3 separate regions of the Homo sapiens genome follow, and regions 1 and 3 are each linked to region 2. A link is a loop called in an ENCODE intact Hi-C map of the cell type or tissue named here. Cell type or tissue: heart right ventricle. All regions are shown on one strand.

Evidence for each region. A loop is a pair of places that touch in the nucleus more often than their neighbours do. Peaks named below come from ENCODE experiments on the same cell type or tissue, not always from the same donor. Only the 100,000 strongest peaks of a DNase experiment are listed, where the experiment ranks them.
Region 1: a loop joins it to region 2, with 4 times the contacts of the local background. A loop is called at or near these places in 8 of 110 quality-filtered maps.
Region 3: it touches region 2 in a loop (2.7-fold over the local background); 7 of 110 quality-filtered maps call a loop at or near these places.

Annotation. Positions count from the first base shown.
Region 1 is chr16:80,465,648-80,468,147 of GRCh38, reverse strand. The region is part of intron 2 of DYNLRB2-AS1 (DYNLRB2 antisense RNA 1); the gene reads left to right. Among named protein-coding and RNA genes, the nearest start is that of DYNLRB2, 74 kb to the left of the region's middle. RefSeq lists enhancers at 1,119-1,700, 1,701-2,283. In heart right ventricle, a CTCF peak has its summit at 1,544 (motif pointing right); a DNase peak (open chromatin) is centred at 1,557; H3K27me3 peaks cover 965 bases.
Region 2 is chr16:78,502,147-78,504,646 of GRCh38, reverse strand. The region is part of intron 8 of WWOX (WW domain containing oxidoreductase); the gene reads right to left. Among named protein-coding and RNA genes, the nearest start is that of WWOX-AS2, 3.4 kb to the right of the region's middle. In heart right ventricle, CTCF peaks have their summits at 750 and 953 (motif pointing left); a DNase peak (open chromatin) is centred at 951; H3K4me3 peaks cover 33 bases; H3K27ac peaks cover 295 bases.
Region 3 is chr16:79,260,742-79,263,241 of GRCh38, reverse strand. It overlaps a transcript of MAF not described here. Among named protein-coding and RNA genes, the nearest start is that of MAF, 340 kb to the left of the region's middle. In heart right ventricle, a CTCF peak has its summit at 1,548 (motif pointing right); a DNase peak (open chromatin) is centred at 1,531; H3K27ac peaks cover 1,252 bases.

The DNA of each region.
Region 1 (2,500 bases), 2.0 Mb before region 2:
TATTTACTGATGAGCTCGCATGACCTGGCCCACGGATATGTATCCTGGTGCGTTAATCCGCTCGGGCTGCCATGACAAAATACCATAGACTGGGTGGCTTAAACAACAAAAATTTATTTCTCACAGTTCTGGAAGTCCAAGATCAAGGTCCAGCATGGCTGGTTTTCAGAGAAGTCCCTCTTCTTGGCTGGCAGACAGTTGCTTTCTTGATATGTCTTTGCACGGTAGAAAGAGAAAGAGTTCTGGTCATTTCTTCTTTCTTTTTTTTTTTTTTTTTTTTTTGATGGAGTCTCGCTCTGTCGCCTAGGCTGGAGTGCAGTGGCGCGATCTTGGCTCACTGCAAGCTCCGCCTCCCGGGTTCACGCCATTCTCCTGCCTCAGCCTCCCGAGTAGCTGGGACTACAGATGCCCGCCACCACGCCTATTTATTTATTTTTTTTTTGTATTTTCAGTAGAGACAGGATTTCACTGTGTTAGGCAGGATGGTCTCAATCTCCTGACCTCATGATCCGCCCGCCTTGGCCTCCCAAAGTGCTGGGGTTACAGGAGTGAGCCACCTCACCCAGTAGGTCATTTCTTCTTATAAGGGTGCTAATCCCATCATGTGGGCACCACCACCATAACCTCATCCAAAAGAAGCAGTTCCAAAGGCCCCATCTCCAAATACCATCATACTGGGGATTAGGGCTTCAACACACAAACTTTGGGAGACACAGTTTAGCCAGGGCACCTGTGGGCTGGGTATCTCATCACCTGCGGAACTTGCTAAAGTGCCAATTCTCACACCCACCCAGGGATTCTGACTCGGTATGTTTAGGGTAGGGTGAGATATTTTTGTATTTCAGTATACATGCTGTGTGTATCCAGTGTAGCTGGTTTCTGGAGCATCATGTAAGAAACTGTAGAAGTAACTTCAGGGCATGAGACTCGAGTTAGACAGGCTTGTGTTTTAATTTTGGCTGTCATCCTAGCTACCTGGGTGACCTAGCCCAGGGTACTCTGCATTGTTTCCGAGGGACTTAGTTTGTTCATCTGAAAAATGGAGATAGTACTAGCACCTTACCTCCTCTGGGGTTGCTATGAGGGTTAATTTTAAGCAACTGTTTAATTATTCCTTAAGTATTAGTTCATTAATTATTAATTATTCATTAATGCATGCAGAGTGCCTCGCAAATCTTAAGTGCTTTTTATTTGCAGCCATTGTCACCAACATCCAGAACGTAATCCATGACCTCTATCTTGGTCCTCTTTTTGCACCCGAAAGGATCTGTGCTTGGGTCAAGGACCGGTCCCTCCTGATGCCAAGTGAGGGAATGCTTTGCTGTCCCCAGGAGCGCCTACATTTGGTGGTGACGACCCTTAACACACTGCCATTTCTCTCCCTTAGCCACAGATCAGACAAAATGGGACTGGGCCAGGTTTTGCCTACCATGCTGTCCATAAAGGCACGGTTGACTTCTGTTTTCCAAATTTCAAATTTCTTCTTGGTAAGTTAACTACGTGCCCTCGTGAGACAATGGGCGGGAAGTGTAGCTCATCTCTCCTGGAGCCACAAGATGGCGCTGTTTCCTTTGTCATGGCCCGGCGTGCACCCCCATCCCTGCGGTTTCAGGGCCCGGGTGCCCTGCTCTCACGGCCAGGTCTCCCCGACAGGCAGAGGGCTCTGTCAGATCACGGAGTCCCCATCTTTGGGATGAGGGTAGGACAGTACAGTTTCTCAGTGGTAACCTAATGCCCCTATAGAGCATAATCAGGGTTGACCAAAGGAAAGGCTTTCCTTACTTCTAAACAGCTAAGCTGTCCTTTGCCCACAGTTCGGTCTGTTTTTGGAGAACTGTGCCCTGTGGCGCACAGAAGTCAAACAACTGAGACTTGGGCTTTCGTTGACTTTCATTTCTCTCTTTCTTATGTAAATGTACCCATCAGTGGCTTTTTGATAGATGAACTCACAACAATTACCCTCCGTAACATGAATGCAAAACACCTTCCCCACGATATTTGAAGTGCAAAGAGAATGGCCTGAGAGCAGAAACAGGCTGTAGGCAACATCCTCTGGTTCCTTACAGAGACAGGATACCAGGATTCAACCCTAGCCACCTTCGAGGTAATTCTCCACAACTTACCTGATACTGACAGCTGCAGGTTGCACGCCTTTAGAACCGCTCACTTGTCAGGGCTGTTTGCGTCCACCTTTGCTCATGGTCTATGGACAGGGACTATTTGTTCAGAAACCCCAAGTTAGGTCTTTATCTCTTCTCTACTGCATTGACTGCCACGCATTTTTGTGCAGGTGTTTTCTGTAATTAACTGCAGAGGATAGCACAATAGTTAGCATAACGTTAGGCATGAGGCCGGGGATGGTGGCTCACGCCAGTAATGCCAGCGCTTTGGGAGGTTGAGGTAGGAGGATCATTTGAGCCCAGGAGTTCAAGATCAGCCTGGGCAACATGGTGAAACCCCATCTCTAGAAAAAATAGGAAAATTAGCCAGGTGTTGTGGT
Region 2 (2,500 bases):
TCATATTTCATAAGTTCTGGGTGCTAAAGGGGAAAGAAAGATAGTATTACGAAGACACTGGCATCACGACGCCCACTTCTGGAATGAGCCAGTCTGTTGAGCATTTACATAACAAAATAGCAATGTACTTTCCATGCCATAGCAACCCTGGAAGAAAACTGCGAGGTGGAAACCCTGGACAATTTGTATGAGGATTCTTGAAAATCTGAGATAGACAAACGCATTCTGAGAGATCAAGCTTGCTTATAAATGTTGGTTCATAACAATGTAATCTACATATGTGAATCTCAGAAAGTACCTTTCTCCTGGGAATTTCTTTCAGAAAAACAATCTTCTTTAGTTTACTGTTTTTAAACCTTTTCCCCCTTCAGGGATACTTTACCCTCTAGACTTGCCAAAGAGCCATTTCCTAATATATCCTAGAGAATACATGATTTCATTTTTCCACAGATGCATTTCTATACACCTGGTATTTCAGTTATTTATTAACCATGCCTAGTTTTGTAGTTTCTAGCTTTGTATCTTTGAAGTCATTAAAACTTAATAGGAGAATTAATCATAAAAGAAATCTATCAAACACAGTTGCCAAGCACTTTTTTCCCCCTGACTGACATCTTTAAGATGTATTTGAATGTTATTTATTTCATCACACCCAGGGAATAAAAAAAACATAACTTGCAGCTTCCAAGTTCAGAGAAAGCATAAAAATGTGATTTACTATTTATTGTACACTTAGTCGCATGCATATTATATATTGCATGTTAATCTTCAACTGGCTAAGTTTAGCAAATTTGACAACACTACTGTTTGCTAGAGAGGAAAAAGAGTCGACATCTGTTCTCTTCCAGATATGAATCCTTCTTGGAAGGAATCAGAAATACTCGCAGGCCTTCTAGTTTCTGGGTAAACTGATAGAACACAGGCTCTTTAACTGGACAGTCAAACCACAATGCCCCCTGGTGGTGAAATCATGCATATACACATGTAAGTGTTTGCACCTTGTGAATATTTTTAAGAAGAAATCTTATTTCTAATGGTGTGGAAATGTTCTTTCAGTTTTAAAAATGCAAAGACAAAGATCATGGCACATCAATTATGCTTTTAGAGAGAAAATAAAGAATCGCTTTGCTGTGAGTAAAATTAAAGATGCATTTAGTTTATCAAAATCACCTTGATCAAAAAAAAATTTTTTTTTTTTACAATAAGGAATTATATTTAAATTCCACACTGAAGATCTGGAGTATGGGGGGGATATAGGAATTTCAGCATATGTATTATCTGAACTAAATTTACAAAAGTGGAACAGTTGGAAGGTACTTATAGGTAGACCTGAGGGTCTGTTACCTTATTTTCAGTTCAGTGAAAATGAAATGAGAGCAGATTCCAGATTTTACCAGCGGATGGAAGACTCCATCTTCCCATCATGCTCTCAGCATGCACCTCTGATAAGCAGCTTAAAGGGAATTTCCTGGGGTCAGACATAAATAGAGATTCTCAGGTTCTCTTAATCCAGACACACATCGCTTGCGAGTTAGGCCTCATAAATCTCAAAAACAGTCAGCAACATATGAAAGGCAATGTTGTTAGAAGGCTCAAATACATTAAATGGGAACGTCTGAAACATGGACTCATTAATCATACAAACACTGCCGAGGCTGTGTAGTAATCAAAGATCGCAGCACCTTCCTTTCTTAGACAGCATCTCATTTCGCTCCTTGCTATCGCTGGAAGCAGGGAGGCCCAGAATAGAAAACGCCATTGCCTTCCTTCTTCACCTAAGGAGGAGCTCAGCCATTAACAGTTACGAGTCATACTGTAAGTAGAGCATGAAAAAAATCACCAACGTATCCCAGCCCCCTTTTCGAGATCTGCTGGCCTTGGCAATGATGACTTTTTTCTGATGCACAACATTTTAAGACACTTGCCCAGTGTCATAGACATCACTGCCAAGACATGTCATCAAAGGATATTGGAATGAAAACAGAAGTCCATGCTGAAACTTGTGGACAACACAGATGCTCATGGCAGCATTATTCATAATAGACACAAAATCCATGAACTAATGAATGGATACACAAAATGTGGTATATCCATACAATGGCGTATTACTTAGCCACAAAAAGAAATGATGAACTGGTAGATGCTGTCGCAGGGATAAACTTTCAAAACATGATGCTAAGAGGAAGAAACCAGACACAAGAGACGACTAACATATCACTCTATTTATATGAGGTACGCAGAATAGGTAAATCCATAGAAACAGCAAGTAGATTGGTTAGTGGTTGCCAGGAACTGGAGAGAGGAGGTATTTGGGGTGATGACTAAGGGGTCATTTTCTTGGGTTAATGAAAATGTTCTAAAACTGATTGTGATGGTGGATGCAAACTCTGAATACACTAAAAGCCATTGAATTGTACACCTTAAGCAGATGAATTATATGGTAGGCACATTATATATCAATAAAACTATTAAAGAAAATGAAAAGGATATTGGAGGGCTA
Region 3 (2,500 bases), 760 kb before region 2:
TGGCCAAAACTCTTGGATGCAATGATGCGTTTAGTTATCCATTTCCCGGCCTCCCTAGATATACCAGGGTTATAAGTTCAATGAGAGGCCGTGTCTGCCTAGTTCACTGCCTAGTCCCAGTTCCTGGCAAGCGGTAAAAACTTGGTAAAAGAGTGTTGATGACCTGCATTAACACTGGGCCACACTGTGTCAATATGGAAAATATCAGTCACATCCTATGGGTGAAATGACTGTCTCCGAATTCCTGCTCCTTTTGTTTGACACGAGCTATGGGATAAATGTGTATCTGATTGTCCTACTCATTACTCTGCTGCAAACATACATTATGAGAGAATAAGATGCCACTCCTAAGTTCTTCAAAAAAATGCTACGGTTATTTCTGCACCCCTTCAATACCGTTCACCCACCAGCTTCTAGATAACTCTCTAATATTTTCTAGAATGTCTCCCATTTAGATTGGCTGGGAGTTGAGTCCCATTACCAACAAAGGGGCTCTGGATGGTGCAAGCATTGACTCCTTCCCTAGAGCATCCTGCCTGGCTCAGAGCAGATTCTGCTCTTACAGAAGGAACTGTAAGACTGTAAGGGCCCAGCAGCCCAGCTCGTCCCTCTGGGCACGTCCACCCCTCTCTCATTTCCATGCTGTGAACAAATTGCCATTGTCACACCTCCATGCCTTTGCGTGTGCTGTATCCTCTGCTGGAGCTCCCTTCCCTATGGGTTGCATAAACAGATAAGGTATCCACCCGAGGCCCTTGACCTAACAGATTTTGTCTTAAGGCTTTCTCCCCAGGTCCAGAGCATCTAGCCACAAAAACATCCCAAAATAGTTCTGTCCCAAGTATCATGTCCTTTGTCTACATTTTCTATTGCTTTAGGCACAGAGCCCAGAGGTCTATTTTGGATAGAGAGTAAGGCTGTGAGTATTAGAGAGAACATGAGTTTTAGAATTCGAAAGAGCCCAGTTCGACTTCCAGTGACGATACCTACTGGCTGTCTGGCCCTCACTAAGGAGCTCAGTCCCCCAAACCTCTGAGGCCTCATCTGCAAAAACTACCCATCCTGCACAGTTGTCGTGGCAATGACCTCAGACAACATATGTAAAGCTCCTGCTGTGGTGAGTGGTACACGGAAGGGACTCTCCAAATATTAGCCCCCTCCCTGGCCATTCTGCCCTGAATGTGACTGCCTGGGGGCAGGCAGACTGTCCTGGTCCCTCCTGGAATGTCACCTAGGATTGTGCATGATGTTTTCTGCAGCCAGTCTGGAATAACTCGTGAAAAGTCCATATGAGCAACTTAAGAGATGGAGTCCTTCTCCCAGCCCTCTCCACTGTCAGGAGGAGGACTGAGTTAGTTGAGCATTCTGGCCCCTCCCTTCCACTAACCTCCACCCCCAACGCCCCCAAGGACTCAGGGCCAAAGGTGATTAATGGGAGTGTCAATGAAATTGTCTTTGAGGCCAGGCCCTGCCCTCATCATTTTCCCATCTGCTGCAGGAACTTCTCATTCTTTGAACCTGTCACTCTGCAAGCGGCAAAGGCTGGCCAGAAGAGGGCTCCACTGCAGCCAGCCTGACAGGCGGGGCAGGCCGTCCCTCTGCAGTGTCCCTGGCCTCCTTCTAATTGTCTCCTCTATAGAGGCATCTTTCCCCCAGAGAAGGGCATGAGAAGTCCCCCGGATTATTTGGATGAAGAGACTCACAGTTACTCATTCATCCACAAATTTGTTAAATATTTACTGAGTAGCTACCATGTAGAAGCTCCTGTGCTAAGTCTTAAAAGAAGACCAGCCAGGCGTGGTGGCTCATGCCCGTAATCCCAGCACTTTGGGAGGCCGAGGCGGGTGGATCACTTGAGGTTGTGAGTTCAAGACCAGCCTGGCCAACATGGTGAAACCCGGTCTCTAGTAAAACTACAAAAATTAGTTGGGCGTGGTGGCAGGTGCCTGTAATCCCAGCTACTCAGGAGGCTGAAGCGGGAGAATCTCTTGAACCTGGGAGGCAGAGGTTGCAGTGAACTGAGATCATGCCATTGTACTCCAGCCTGGGTGACAAGAGCAAGACTCTGTCTCATAAATAAATAAATAAATAAATACCCATGGGAGCCACGACACCTTCTGGGCCATCCTGCCAGCTTCCTCACCTGCTCCCGGTCCAGCCAGCTCCTTTCACCCCACTGCTTCTCGCCTGCAGCCCCAGCCCTCATCTCAAGCCTCATTTCCTCTGCCTTGGACCAATGGAACAGCCTCCTCTCCTGTACCCTGACCTACACCCCAGGGTATTGCCTGAGCCATCTTTCTAGAATGTTAGTTTGGTTGTATCTGTCTTGGGTGTGCTATTTTCCACCTGGATTTTGTACTTTGCTATACAAATAGTTTTCTTTAAAAGAACTCAACTTTTTTTTTTTTAATTTGGCCTCACTCTAAGCAATAACATCTATGAAGTCACAGATTGGATGCCAGCTCCTATATCATACCAAAGTGAGTTTTTAAAAATCTCT